Linked DNA regions of Homo sapiens: region 2 is linked to region 1. Evidence: chromatin loops called from intact Hi-C (ENCODE). Cell type or tissue: OCI-LY7. All regions are shown on one strand.

Region 1 (8,000 bases):
CTGTATTTGAAATGTTATATCCCAAATATCTCTTTAAACCCACCAGCCTCTCTTGCTCTGAATGTCCCTTAGTCTCTGATACAAGTAACCTCATCTCCTGCTCCTCCTATGGCTTCCTAGTGATCCCACACCCCCATCCGAAGACTCTATTTCCACACCTGAGTCCCCGCAGAGCTACAGTGCAAAATAGGTCATGTCTTACCACACTGGTGGCTGCCAAACACTTCCCCAGTACCCTGTGACATCCTATAGAGAATGTACTCATATAACATATGAATATGGAATTTCTTGGTTGAAAAGGGATGGGAACTCTAGAGAGCTCTGCCTATTTAGCCTCCCTCTCACTTGGCCATCTACATCCCCATGGGCCTGTATGTTTATTTCTCTGTTCACTTACATGAAACAAAAGACTTATAAGAAGAATGGCAATAAGGTTTGACACAAAACAGTAGAGCAGGCATCATTCTATTAAGGGTACAGTATGGTACAGTCATTACAAATGGGGGTTCAAAATATAGGTGCTGGGTTTGAAATCCGGCTCCTTCACCTACTGTGTGATCCTGACAAGTTACTTATCCTTAGTTCCCCATTTTCTGCTGTAGTTAAGTGAGTATAATAAAAGTATTTAATAACTGTTAATAATTTACACCTATCAACCCTTGCTGGATACATGATTTCATTATGTGGATGTTATGAATGAGCTGTGCAACTGTTGGTGATGGATTAACACAAAAAAACAAGGAGCAAGTGACCAAAGTTAGCCCAGTCCCTGAGTCTCAAAATGTATATCTGGAAAACATGGGCTAAGCAGGCCTCGCTTGCCACTTGTCTTAGTTTATATTGCCCCAGAAGCAGACTTTGAGCCAAGTCTCTGAGGACAAGCCACCTATAGGGAGGTGCAAGGAACAGGGGTAGGAAGGAGGGCAAGTGGTATGGGAGGGGAAGGCAACCATTATTCAGCCAGCTACAACAGTGGAAGATTAAAGCTTAATCCCCTGGGGGCGCTCTGGTAAATAGCACAAAATAGGGTTCAGAATTATTTTGGCCAGGGAGCTGAATATTCTTGACCAACACTCATAAACCACTTGTCAGTGGTTAAGCGTGATTAATTCATAGGCACTTCCTGCTGGCTGTTTACAGGGACAAAGGGGTTTTCTGTACTCTGAAGGCAAACCACAACAAAGATGAAAGTATCAGTTACCAGACATCAGGTTGGCACAGGTGGAAATGGTGAAAATACCTGAGGAGCTATGGGCAGAACACACACTGCAGCTACACTAGTCATATTTGTATAGGTTTCCCCAATGGGATTACAATGATGAGGCAATTGTCATAAGGTGCAAATGTTGTTCTTAGCTATCAGTTCCCACCCTGCCCTTCCACTTCCCTTAAGACCTGTGTGATTTAATGCAGTCAATTTTCTCATGATAGCACTTGATCTGCCCCAGGTATGTGTACTGCTAAGAATGCTTGGCATGAACATGCCAGGGGTTTCCATCAGTGAATGGGAAGGTTTATGCAAATAACACTGCACAGCACTGAGACATTGATGCTGAACCTTGACTTTTCCCTGTCTTTTGCTTTACAATGCAAGTTGCAGATGTCGGGAAAGGAGCTGAGCAGGAAGAGAAAGGGAGCCAGCACTGTGCTGGGGTCTTTACGCCTCACCGAATCCACAACCAGTCCTGCAGCAGTAGAGAGTGAGTCTTCTTCCCCCTGCCTTCACCAGCCCTGGGAGACAGCCATCACATCCTTCTGTGCCAACCTGAAGGGTGGCAATGAATTCATTTCAGTGTTATTTTTACTTGAGTTGGCTTGCTTACAAATGACGTTGAACTGCTTTTCATGTTTATTGTTCTCCAGCCTTTTAACTTCTACATCATCTCTTTCTTCGGCACGCACATACCACTCCTCGCCTGTTTATAACATTGTTCCCCGGGGAAAGTCAATTTCTTGTCCAAGATGCAGTTTTGAGGAACAAGCTGTGTTCTCAGCCTGCTTGTGTTCACAACAGAACCAGGTGCAAGGGGTGGAAAAGAGGGGTCGAGACAGCAGTTTCTCCAGAGCCTTTGGGGTTCATGTCATCTTCCACCTGACTCTGAACTTGAAGAAGATAGAAGCCTGGATTATTCTCCATTTATAGTCACCCTCCATCCATTCTCTGCTCTGCATTGCACCTAGAGGCTGACCTCCAGGGACCACATCACAGTTCCCTTGCTTTCCAGCTTCCAGTTGGGTCCGGCCAGTGATAGGCATCATAATGAGAGAAAACAAGGGGACAGAGTTGAGAAAATTTTTTATCCTACACTAGTGTTAGTTTCCTAGAGCTGCCATAGTAAATTACCACAGACTTGGATGGCTTAAAACAACAGAAATTTATTCTATCACCGTTCTGGAAGACAGAGGTTTGAAATCAAAGTGTCAGCAGGGTTGGTTCCTGCTGGTGACTCTGAGGGAGCACCTGCTCCATGCCTCTCTCCTGGCTTCTGGCAGCTGCTGCCATCCACAGTGTTCCTTGGCTTGTAGGTGCATCACTCCAACCTCTGCCTCCATCTCCACATGGTGTTCTCCTCTCTGGGTCTGAGTCTGTCTCTTCTCCTATTATAAGGACACCAATCATATTGGATTAAAGACCACCCTAATCTAGTATGGTCTCATCTTAATTATTATGTCCTGATTTCATCACAAGGACTCTATTTCAAAAGAAAAAAAAAGCCACATTCACAGATACCAAAGGTTAGGACTTCAATATATCTTTGGAGCGACACAGTTCAACCCATAACACACCCCTGCCTGGCCACTGCTGTGGCTCTGGATGGCTCCTCTGAGCCACTACACCTATCCAGTGGCCTGTCTTTCACATCCAATATACTATTTCCTCTCCCAACCCTTTCAGGGCATGCTGCTAGTGTCCAGGAGCCTCACAATCTTTTGTCCTTGCCCTGCCCACACCGCCTTTACTCACAATCCCTTCACTGAACCCTCCTGAGCAGCCCTCTAAGTGCTCAACTCTTTCCTGGCCAATAAACTGGCCCATGGCCAAATTGTGAAGTCAGAAAAATGCAAGAGTATTACAAAAAACATTTGTGGAGTTTGACCTGTGTCTTTGGTGTGTGACAGGCACAGAGATGGCTGCACCACCTAGGTGTAAAGGAATGCATGGGAAGCTGGCTGAAACAACCTAGGAGCAAACTGCCTTCCACCCACAGCTGGACAGAGGTGCATCCTGTGTTTTAGCCCCAGGGCTGCATTATGGAAGCCAGATGGGTCATTTTGAAAAGACCAAAACTGCCTTCTCTCTCAGGACAAGGCAACCCCAGCAGGTAAGAACTTTCCTACCCCCTTCTTTCATTCTACTCAGGAGGAGCAAGAGGCAGTGTGGGGAAGAGGGTGGAGAAGGCTAGAAGAGCAATTCAGAGAAAAACAGAGGCTGACTGTCAATGCTCACTGCATCCTCAGTGCCCCCACCCAGCAAGGTTTCACATCCAGAAGTAGACTCACAGCTGGGGAAGTTGAAACTTGAAAACAATTCTGAATTTTTGTTACTGCTCAGAAGTGAACATTGAAACTATGAAGATGAGACTGTTCTTGTGATTGAAAGTGAACAAAGAATGTTTTTACCTAAGATTGACAAGAAAAGTTATGGTACTGTGTAGCAATTTCATTTTGGATGCAGGGAAGAGTGGTGTCCACAGACCAGGTCTGATGGGATAGTGGTGCAAAAGAATAAATACACATAAATACTTGTCTCCTGCTAGCACCTTGTCAGGTTCCACTCATTCTATGTGCTTGATAAAAGGAGCTAGAGCTAGATATATGAATATAAATATAGATCCAATAAACATCAGAAACTAGTGTAAATAAAGTAGAAAGATGAATCAAGAGACAGCATACATAAATATGGGGTTCACAGGGTCAGACAAGGGTGAAAGGCTGGACTGCAAATATGACTCTGAGATTCCTGGGAGCCAAAAGAAGACAATCAATTATGAATTTGAATCTGTCCATGGAAAATCAAGCATAGCAGTTTCTTGGATGAAACAAAGCCTTTCTTGTATTCAAGCCTTCAAATTTTCATGTGGCTCTTCAAACAGGGTCCACTGATTTAGTGTCAATATCCTCACCAACAAGCTATGATAAATACTGTAGAGGAGTTTCACTGATCAGCTCCCTACATCATCTATCAAAAGAAGCTGAGAACAGGGCAGAAAATGCACACTTACAGAAAGTTAACACAATCTGATATAAGTAGGTCACTCCTCTTGGTCTGGCTTGATGGGTTTTTACTGTTTTCATCGGAGCAGCCATTAGAAGGGTGCACACCTGATGAATTTCACAAATCAGGAGATGGGGGCAGCATGGGCAGATGGAAGGGCCCTGTGGAAAGCAAAGAGGTCACTATTTTTCATCATCCACATTCCTCAGGAAAGAAAACTCATCCATCACTGGCAGCAAACACTGGCATAAAAAGTCTAACCTGCTCAGGTGATTGAGACAACCTCAGGCTTTCCACGGTATCCAGAGGGCACCATATATATGAAATATATTTTCTTTTTGAGGAAGATTTAATTTTTTTCTAGGTTTTGATTCACAAAACACAATTAGGAGCTTATTTGTGTTAATTCCAACTACAACTGAACACTGAAGCTGAATGGTGTCAGAAAATGAAATGATCTTCCATCAAGATTAAATATGTGTGTCCTGAAAGACTGTTTTTCAAAAGTAGACTTATTCTAACAAGAAATTGATTTGGATGTACAAGTATACTATTATTCAAATAACTTTCAAACATAACAGGGCTTAGAGAAAAATGCCATTTTCTACCTCAACAGAGCATGTAATGGTTTGTCACTGCACGTAAAGTTTAATTTGCACAAAAACTCAATATGTCTTCCTGAAGCCCTCCCTCTCTGAGACCCAGGCGGGGCTATCTGGACCTCCTTTCTCACTTCTGTCGGCCTGTGAAGTTTTAGGAATGAATGAATACGACACAGTCTATTACCAGCTGCACTGTTTCCAACTCCACTTAAACTACAAGGAAGATTAAAGACGGTATTTGGAAGGAAATTCCCAAACCACATGGGCATCACCACAGTTAGGAACTAAGTCAGTGCTAGCCAGAGAGAGAGAGGAGCACCTGGGGCAGGTGGCCATGAGGACATCCAGACTGGGAGACCAACATGTGCCAACGCCAGAGGTTGCAGAGCCGTGAGAGCAGGTGCATGTTAGGGAGAGGATCCTGGAAGCACCCCAGGGCCAGGAAATGGGGCTGGTGCCAGGGGCAGGGGTCAGATCTCAAAGGTCTCTCCTCACGTGTCCTGGAAAGAAGTTTGGGTTTTCTTTCTCCTGAAGGTGATGGAAGACACACCAGTGAAGGATTTTGAGCAGGGCAGTGACACTGACCATCAGAAAGCCTGGAAGAGCATATCCCCAGACAGAAGCATGGATCTAAGATACCAACAGCATCCCACACTCCGTTTGACTTTTGTTCACATACATTTCAGGTGTGTGACTTCCTCCATTCACGGATTGTCAGCTTCCAGAGGGCAGGAGCATGTGTTCTTCTGAGTTCCCAGAGGTCCCTGACCTCACAGCTCATGTGTCCTTGGTATAGAGTCCACCTGCTTCTTTACACACATGGCCTTGGGTGACACAATAGCCTTGCTCTGGCATTAGACTGGTCAGTTTCCTTCTCTGATTTCACTAACCAGGAACTTTCTCAAAGATCCAGTGCCTTTGCTGTAATTAGGAAAAGGCCTCCCTCCCTCCGGTGCCCCTTCTCCAAATGCACATAGCCAGGGTGTGTGGCTGGGCAACAGAACACGGGCTGGTTCTCAGGCCCACTAAATCCTTCAGGCAGGCACTCTTGGACAGAGTGTAGCCTGCACAGTCATACCTGGCAGCCCTGTCTCTCCAGGTCAGGGACAGGAAGCACACAAATATTTGAAAACGACTGTTCGAAATCCTTCAAGCCAATACACATGGGGTGCTCTTGAAAAAAATCTGTGTGCTTTATTTGTGGTTTGGATATGTGCTTTTATACGTGCATTTTTTAAAAAAGCAGGAAGTATACAGAGCAAACTGTCATGAGAGGTTATCTTAGAGAAGCAAGACTGGAGGGAAGGAAGGTTGATTTTATTTGTGGCTGTTTTGTATAAGGAGCATGTATAACTTTTATAATGCAATTTTTCAAGTTAAAAAAAATTCCCTCAAGGCTCAGTTCAGGCCCTGATCCTGCAGTCTTAAGACTCCAAGCCTGTTGTCTTTCCTATCTTATAACACCTAATGGGCAGAGCAGAGACCCCCAAGTCAAGTCCATTGCCATGTGTTTTCTGATGCTTTCCCTTCATCTGTGCATAGACAGAAGGGTGAATGAGATGTTCCAGCCCAGCTCAGAATCACAACCCCGTGCCTGAGGATTTTAGTGTTAAATGCCCCTAATTATAAAGAGAGTACCAAATGCTTATTTTTTTATATATACTTTAAGTTTTAGGGAACATGTGCACAATGTGCAGGTTAGTTACATATGTATACATGTGCCATATTGGTGTGCTGCACCCATTAACTCGTCATTTAACATTAGGTATATCTCCTAATGCTATCCCTCCCCCCTCCCCCCACCCCATAACAGGCCCCGGTGAAACAACCAAGTGGTCCTATAAGCCTGCCCCACTACTCCCCTCTCCTTATACACAGACTAGAAAGTCAAAGGAGGTCATTAATGAGAGAAAGAGTCCCTGGGGGAGATGGCTATGAAAGAAGTGGGGAGATGAGTGCTCCTGTCCAACCTAGGCCGGGTGAGAAGGGCTCTTAGGACAACACTCAGCGAGATGCAGGATGCTGCAGAAAGGGAGCTTGACCATCCTCCCCAGCCAGATGCTTGCCGAGCTGCAGAAATCCCTGTCCTGTCCTAGGGCTGCCCCAGTAAAGAATGTGGGGACACTCTTCTTGGGAGACTTGGACAAGAGTTGCCTGTACTTTAGGGGAGAGAAGGCATAGTCTCCTGGATCTCAGCTGGAGAATTCTGAGGGTGGGAGGCTGAGCAGAGTAGCCCATGAGGAAAGAGAGCCATAGAATTTGGAGGAGCAAGGGTGGACCTCCCATAAGCCAAGGAGCCCCAGCAGGAAGGGACTGTGTTGTGGGCAGGAGCTGGGGACAGGAGCCACAAGAGGCCAGGCAGGGAGTGCCTCACCAGGAGGCCAGGGATCTGGGTGGTAAGGCACCCTCCTGAGAGGCTTCTGAAAAACCCACACATGTAACTGCAAGACAGCAAGCACATTCCTCCCTGGCACTAAAAACCATCCGTAGCCAGCCCCTGTGAGCAAAGAAGGAACCATAACAGCGGAGCCCATTAAGTACAGGGGCTTTGACCCCTTTCTTCAAGTTCTCCCTCCTCTTGCCCACCCCCCAAAAATCCTAATGACGAAGAGAGAATGAAAGAAGTCCTGAGTCACACACAGGCCAGGCTGAGCTGGGGAGAGGGAGAAGCTTTAGAGGGGAGAGAGGGAGGCTGAAGTTGCAATTTGACCCCAAGGACCATTTGCTGCCTGAACATGATTCCCAGCTGTCAAAATGACCATCATTGTAGCTGACAGGACCACGTTACAAGATCTGCCTGAACTGTTGTCAAGGGGTAGGAAAAGGAAAAACAACAGAGCATGTTTGAAGCCTGTGATTGGAGAAAAATTCTTGTTTTGTGCTGTCAGTTGTAGGTAAGTATGTGTATCATCAAGAAGATATAATCTCTTCATAGGAAAGGGTTATGTAGCCTATGTCCCTGGCATCAACCTGTCCAGCACTGGGAGCCCATGCAACACCTAATAGATCTGTACTGATCCATGAATTGTGGTCTGATTCAGCAAAACTCACAACCCAGACAGCCCCCTCCATTTGGAAACTGTATTAGTCTGTTTTCACACTGCTGACAAAGACATATCCAAGACTCGGGGGCGGGGAAAAAGAGGTTTAATTGGACTTACAGTTTCACATGGCTGGGGAGG
Region 2 (8,000 bases), 59 kb after region 1:
TCAAGACAGACTATATTCTAGGTCATAAAGCACACTTTAACAAATTTAAAAAAATAAAAATTATGCAATGCCTGCCCTTTGACCACAATGGAATTGAATAAGAAATCAATAACAGAAAGGTATTTTAGAATGTAAAATACTAAATACTAAAATACTTGGAGATTAAATAACACACTTCTAAATAACACATGGGTCAAAGAAGAGATCTCAAGAGAAATTTAAAAATATTTTAACCAAATGAAAGCGAAAACATTTATCAAAATTTCTGAGATGTTGCAAAAGCAGTGCTTACAGAGAATTTATAGCATTGATTGCATATACAAAGAAGAGTAAAGATCTAAAATTAATCATTTAAGCTTCCACCTTAGGAAAGTACAAAGAAAGGTCAAATTAAATCTAAAGTAAGAGGAAGAAAAGAAATAATGAAAATTAGAGCATAAATCAATACAATTGAAAACAGGATTCCAATAGAAAAGAATCAACCAAACCAAAAGCTGTTTTTTTAAGATCAATAAAATTGATAAGCCTCTAGTCAGGCTGAGGAACTAAAAGAAAGAACAAAATTATTCATATCACAAATGAAAAAGGGACTTCACTACAGATTCTGTGGAAATTAAAAAGATATGCAAGGAATACTATGCACAACTCTATGCTCACAAATTTGATGGCCTAGATGAAATGAATCAATTCCTTGAAAAACACAATCTACCAAAACTCACACAAGAAGAAATAGACAATTCAAATAGGTCTATATCTACTAAATAAATTGAATCAAAAATTAATAAGCTTTCAAAACAGAAAGTACCAGGCCCAGATGTATTCACTTGTGAATCCTCCCAAACATTTAAGGAATATCTTATACCAATTATCTACAATATCTTCCAGAAGATAGAAACAAGAGGGAATTTTCCTAACTCATTTGATAGGGCCAGTATTACCATAATATCAAAACCAGAAAGGTATTATGAGAGAAAAAAAATATCAGACCAATATCTCTCATGAAAATAGATGCAATAATCCTCAACAAAATATTAGTAAATTAAATCTAACAATGTATAAAAAGAATTATACACCATGACCAAGTGGTATTTATCCCAAGTATGCAAAGCTGTTTCAGCATTCAAAAATCAATTAATGTACTCTATCACATGAATAGGCTAAAAATGAAAAGTCACATGAACATACAACTAAATGCAAAATAAAGCATTTCACAAAATCCAATATTCATCCATGATTAAAAAAAGAAACCCTCAGTAAACTAGGAACAGAGGAGAATTTCCTCAATTGATGAGGAGTATCTACAAAAATCCACAGTCAATTTCAAACTTAATGGAGAGAAACTGGAAGCTTCCCCACTAAGATAAAAAAAACAAGGCAGGGTTGTCCCCTGTCACTACTGATTTTCAACACTATACTGGAAGTACTAGAAAATGCAATAAGACAAGAAAAGAAAGCAAAGAGTATACAGATGAGGAAAAAAGAAAACGTCCTTTGTTCACAGATGACATGATTGTCTATGCAGAATAGCCTAAAGAACCAACAACAAAAAACCCCTGGAACTATAAGTGATTATAGTAAGGTTGCAGGATATGAGGTTAATATGCAAAGTCAATCACTTTTCTACATCCCAGCAATGAACAAGTGTGATTTAAAATTTAAAACATAATATCATTTACATTAGCACCCCCAAAATTGAAATACTTAGGTATAAATCTAACAAAATATAAACAATGTCTATATGAGGGAAACTATAAATCTCTGCTGAATTAAAGTAAACAAGAACTAAATAAATGGAAATATATTTCATGTTCATGGATAGGAAGACCCCATATTGTTGTATTAGTAAATTCAGACTACTATAACAAATTATCATAGACTGGGTGGCTAAAAAAAACATATAATGCTCACAGTTCTGGAGGCTGGGAAGTCCAAGATCAAGGTGTCAGCAGACTCAGTGTCTGATGAGAGCCCACTTTCTGGTTTGCAGATTGATGTCTTCTGGTTGTGTCCTTATATGCTGGAGAGCAGAGACAGGAAGCAATCATTCATGTCTTTTCTCATAAGGGCACTAATCCCACTTCTGAAGGCTCTACCCTAAGACCTAATTACCTCCCAAAGTCTCCACCTTCTAAAACTACCGCATTGGGGTTAGGATTTCAACATATGAATTCTGGGGGCACACAACCAAACCAAAAAAATTATCAAGATGTCTGTTCTTCCCAGCTTGATCTATAAATTCAATGCAATTCCAATCAAAATCCCAGTAAGTTATTTTGTGAATCTTGACAAACTGATTCTAAAGTTTATATGGAGAGGCAAAAAAAAGAAAGAAAAGAAAAAACAGAATAGCCACACAATATTGAAGAACAAAGTTGAAGAACTGAAACTACCCAACCTCAAGACTTATTGTAAAAGCAACAGTAATCAAGACAGTGCGGAACTGGTGGAAGAATAGGCAAATAGATCAATGGAACAAAATAGAGAGCCCATAAATAAGTCCACATAGTCAACTGATCTTTGACAAAGGGACAAAGGAAATAAAATAAAAAATATAATCTTTTCAACAAACTGTACTGCAACAAATGGACATCCACATGCAAAAAAAATTAATCTAGACACAGAGCTTACGTCCTTCACAAAAGTTAACTCAAAATAGATCATAGACTTAAATGTAAAACACAAAACTATAAAACCCCTAGAGGATAATGTACAAGATCCTTCACTGAGGCATTATTTATAATACTGAAATATTCAAGGCAAACTGAATGAACATAAGGATTGATAAAATACTGTACAATAATGAAAATCATGTTAATAATATTGAATGACATATTTAAATGCTTAAAATATATTGTTAAATGGAAAGTATACATTATAAAAGAATATTTATAGAATGTCCAATTTTAAAAAACAAATATCTATTATTTTTACAGACCTACTATCTTTGATCTTTGTAGGAGTCATGTTAGAGATTGCAAATGATTTTTATTTTTCTGTATTATCTAAATTTAGTAAAATATTATAAACTCTAATTATTTACATAGAAAATAATTACATAGGAGAAAATCTAGACATGACTTTGAGTTACACAGTAACTTGTTAGATACAACACCAAAAGCACAATCCATGAAAGAAAGAATTGATAAGCTGGACTTCATTAAAATTAAAAATGTTATGTGAAAGACACTGTTAAGAGAATGAGAAGACAACAGATAGGGAGAAAATATTTGCTAAACAAATACCTGATAAAGAACTATGATCCCAAATATACAAAGAACTCATAAAAATCAATAATAAGAACACAAACAACCCAATTTAAAAAATGGGCCAGAGACCTTAACAAACACCTCACCAAAGAAAATATACAGATGGCAAACAAGCATGTTGAAGAGAGGATTCACATCATATGTCATCATGGAAATGCAAATTAAAGCAACAATGACATACCACTCACACCTATTAAACTGGCAAAATCCGGAACACTGACAACACCAAATGCTGATGAGGATACAAATAAACTCACTTATTGCTGGTGGGAATGCAAAATAGTACAACCACCCTGGAAGACAGTTTGGCAGTTTCTAATAAGTAAATATACTCTTACCATATGATTCAGCAATGGTTCTCCTTGGTATTACCCAAAAGAATTGAAAACTTATGTCCACACAAAAACCTGCACATGAAGGTTTATGGCAGTTTTATTCATAAATGCCACAACTTGGAAGCAACCAAGATAGCCTTCAGTAGGAGAGTGGATGAATAAACCATGGTACTTCCAGACAATAAAATGTTATTCAGCACTAAAAAGAAATGACCTATCAAGCCATGAAAAGATCTGGAGTAAACTTAAACGCATATTATTAAGTGAAAGAAGCCAATCTGAAAAGGCTACACACTGTATGATTCCAACTATATAACATTGTAGAAAAGACAAAATTATGAAGACAATAAAATGATCAGTGGTTGCCAGGGGTCAGAAGTAGGGGAGAGGGAGGGGTGAACCGGCAGAACACAGAAAATTTTTAGGGAAGTGAAACTACTCTGTATGATACTATAATGGTGAAACATGTCATTACATATTTGTCCAAACCCATAGAATATACTGATACAGGATAGGTGAGCTTCAAATTGGGGCTTAGCCTACAAGGGTTCTTGGCTTTGCCTGGGAAAGAATTCAAGGGCAAGCTGGTGATAGGGTAGAAAAAAAAACGGCTTTATTGAAGCAGCAGTGTTACAGCTCTGGCAGTGTTACAGCTCTGTGGCTGCTCCTACAAAGCAGGGATATTCCATAGGCAGCTGCTACTGAGAGTAGCAGCTCGGGGCAGCTATGCAGTCATATTTATACTTACTTTTTAATTACATGTAGATTGAGAAATGGTTTATGCAGAAATTTCTGGGAAAAGGGTAATAACGTTTGGGTTGTCAGGTCATTGCCATGGAAAAGGGCAGTAACTCCCAGATGTTGCCATGGCAATGGTAAACTAATATGGCATACCAGTGAGCATGTCTTATGGAAAGCTGCTTTTGCCCAGTCTCTGTTTTAGCTAGTCCCCAATTTGGTCCAGTGTCCAATCCTCACCTCTGGAGTAAAGACCCAACTCCTAACTCGGTACAACACCAAGAATAAACCCTAATGTAAACTAAAAACTTTATGTGATAAAAATGTATCAATATGGGTCCTTCAGTTGTAGCAAATATACCACTCTGGTGGGGGCTGTCGGTAATGGGGGAAGCTGTGCATGTCAGTGGGGGCAGGGGGCATATGGGAAATGTCTGTACCCTCTGTTCAATTTTGCTATGAACCTAAAACTGCTCTAAAAAATAAAGCCTATTTTTTAAAAAGAGGCAGCGGGTGTGATGAAAGTGGATGTGGCTAGAAAAGAGCAACTGAGAGATTTATTTCCTTGTAGTGATTGACTGTACCATTGTCCATATCCTGGTTGTAATAGTGTACTGTATTTTTATAAGATGTACCTATTGGGGGAAACTCGGTAAAATGTACACAAGGGCCCTCTGTATTATTTCTTACAACAGTATATGAATCTAAAATTATGTCAAAATGAAAATTTTAACTTAGAAAATGGACTACTAATACTATTAATACTCTTAACAACATGAGTGAATCTCTAAATGATCATGGTGAGTGAAAGAAGCCTAGCACAAAAGAATACATATTGTAAGATACCAATTGCTGCTGCATTTCTACACATGATACTATTGTTAGAGCAGAATGATACTGTACCTAACACCTGGCATGCATTATTAATCCAACATATACTTTCAATCAAAACAAACAAAAGCAGAATCAGTTTGTTTTTGCATAGACATGCAATGTCTGCATATATATGCATGGTTTAAGTTTCTCACAGGGTAAGGCAAGTCTGCTTTCTTTCATAGTATGTTCTGGAGAGAATTTATTGTCTTGATATTATGCAGTGAATGAGAAAAAAAATGACTTTTTCTCACTAAACCTGATTTTGTTATTCTCTAATTCTGAGGTTACCAACAGAAGATATCAAATCTAAGCCCAGAGCAGAGGCAAACTTCCCCTGGATGGGGTCTACAAAACATTAGGTGGCAAGTAGATTACATTGGACCTCTTCCAACATGATCAAGATGAAGCAATTTATTCTCCAAAAAAAAAAAAGGTACATTTTAAAGATATAACTTTTCTTCTTCCACAGTTCTTCTGCTAGCATCATTTGTTGACTTAGAAAGTGACTCATTCCTTTAGTAGTCCACAGTGTCTATTATTCTCATATTGTGTCCATGTGTGCTCAGTGTTTAGCTCCCACTTAACACTGAGGTACGTGGGGGCTGGACATTGAGCACATACGGACATAATATGCTAAACTCAAGCTAAACTTGAGGTATTTGGTTTTCTGTTCCTGTGTTAATTCACTTAAGATTATGGCCACTAGCTACATCCATGCTGCTGCAAAGTTTATGTGTGGGAGGCTGGTGGGGAGGATGAGTTAGAAAACTACCTATCAGGTGCTATGCTCACTACCTGGGTGACAAGATCCATACTCCAAACCTCGGAATCATTTAACATTCCCATATAACAAACCTGCACATGTACTCCTTGTTTCGAAAATAAAAATGAAAATAAAAACAAAATTAAAAAAATAAATACCTGAAAAAAAAAAAAGAATACATACTGGATGATTCCATTTTCATAAAATGCAACTTGTTTTAGTTTAAGTTTCAGAAAATACAAACCATTTATAGTGACAAAAGAAAAAAAAAAGACAGTGGTTGTGTGGGCCCAGAGGTAAGGTGGGATGGAATGCAAAGAGGCAAAAAAAATGATGCAAGTGGCTTTTGTCTTGATCGTGATGCTGGTTTTATAAGTGCAAATAACTGACGAAACTCATTGAATTGTATGCTTTAAATAGATGTGGTTTATCTCACAGAAATTATTTCTCAACAAAGTTGATAAGCAAAATAAGTAACTTCACGGTCCTGAAACCAAGGTCTGCAGGTAATGACATTATATAAATGTAAAGCCCTCAGCCCAGCCAGGGAGGACTTGTTACGGCACACCAGTGTTTTAAGAGCAAAGGTACTAATTAATCAACAAATTTTTTTATTTCAATTTTTATTTTTAGTTCTGGGGTGCACATGCAGGACGTGCAGGTTTGTTACATAGTTAGACATGTGCCATGGTGGTTTGCTGTACCTATCAACCCATCAACTAGGTATTAAGACCAGCATGCGTTAGTTATTTTTCCTAATGCTCTCCCTCCCCACAATAGGCCCCAGTATGTGTTTTGTTCCCCTCCCTGTGTCTATGTATTCTCATCGTTCAGCTCCCACTTATAAGTGAGAACATGCAGTGTTTGGTTTTCTGTTCCTATATTAGTTTGCTGAGGATAATGGCTTCTAGCTTCATCCATGTCCATGCAAAGGACATGATCTCATTCGTTTTTATGGCTACATAGTATTCCATGGTATATATGTACCATATATTCTTTATCCAGTCTATCATTGATGGGCATTTGGGTTGGTTCCATGTCTTTGCTATTGTGAATAGTGCTGCAGTGAATATATGTGTGCACATATCTTTGTAATAGAATGATTTCTATTCTTTATATACTGTATTACCCAGTAATGGGATTGCTGGGTCAAATAGTACTTCTGGTTCTAGATCTTTGAGGAATCGCCACACTGTCTTCCACAATGATTGAACTAATTTACATTCCCACCGACAGTGTAAAAGCGTTCCTATTTCTCTGTGACAAACATTTAAAAATTCCCTTTACATACGAAAAACACACATGGACCTCTATACAGTAACCAATACAGCACAGTCCTTGAAGACATGGAAATCATCATCTGATTAGAGAGATGTAGCACACTTGAGGAATGGAGACTCTGCCAGGCAGGGAACAACTGTGAGCCCAAAACAACTCAGGGAGGAGAGAGAAGCAGGAGCAGGAGCCCAGAGGCAAGCCCAGTGAGGACAGAAGTGAGCTAGAGGTGGTTGCCTTTGCAGAGGTAGAAAAGGAAAAAGTGAAGAATCCTCCTTCCCATTAATGTGAGTATCACCACATGTGCTATCCTCACCTATACCTAAAACATCAGTCATGTTTGCTTCCTCCTTCAGCCCCTACCCAGTCATATAGGGACTCCTCGCAGATCGCCTCATTCTAATGTCTCTGGCACCTCTCTCATTCTTTCTCTTCTCACTGCCACTTCCCCAGGTCATAGCCTTATTGTGTGCCTGAACCATGGCAGAGCCTCCTACCCTGTCTCCTTAGCACTAGGTCCTCACATTTCTGTGCATAATAACTGTTTTAGGTTGGGCTTCCTAGAAGCAGAACCTAAGATGGGGCTTCTTGTTCAAGTGATTTACTGGGGAATGCCCTCAAAGAAGGGAGATAAGGAAAGAAGGGGTTGGGGGGAGAGGAAAAAAACTAAGCCAAAGTGTGGTCTGAGTTTGATCCCTCAGATAAGTTCAATGGCACTAATTGTACCAAAGCTGGTCCCGCTTTGAG

What was found. Peaks named below come from ENCODE experiments on the same cell type or tissue, not always from the same donor. Only the 100,000 strongest peaks of a DNase experiment are listed, where the experiment ranks them.
Region 2: it touches region 1 in a loop (2.8-fold over the local background); 2 of 110 quality-filtered maps call a loop at or near these places.

Annotation. Positions count from the first base shown.
Region 1 is chr3:140,753,355-140,761,354 of GRCh38, forward strand. No RefSeq gene overlaps it. Among named protein-coding and RNA genes, the nearest start is that of TRIM42, 79 kb to the left of the region's middle. In OCI-LY7, a CTCF peak has its summit at 997; DNase peaks (open chromatin) are centred at 1,087 and 3,477; H3K4me3 peaks cover 3,297 bases; H3K27ac peaks cover 4,350 bases.
Region 2 is chr3:140,812,526-140,820,525 of GRCh38, forward strand. No RefSeq gene overlaps it. Among named protein-coding and RNA genes, the nearest start is that of SLC25A36, 130 kb to the right of the region's middle. In OCI-LY7, no CTCF peak of the experiment used is centred here; a DNase peak (open chromatin) is centred at 4,046; H3K4me3 peaks cover 944 bases; H3K27ac peaks cover 1,085 bases.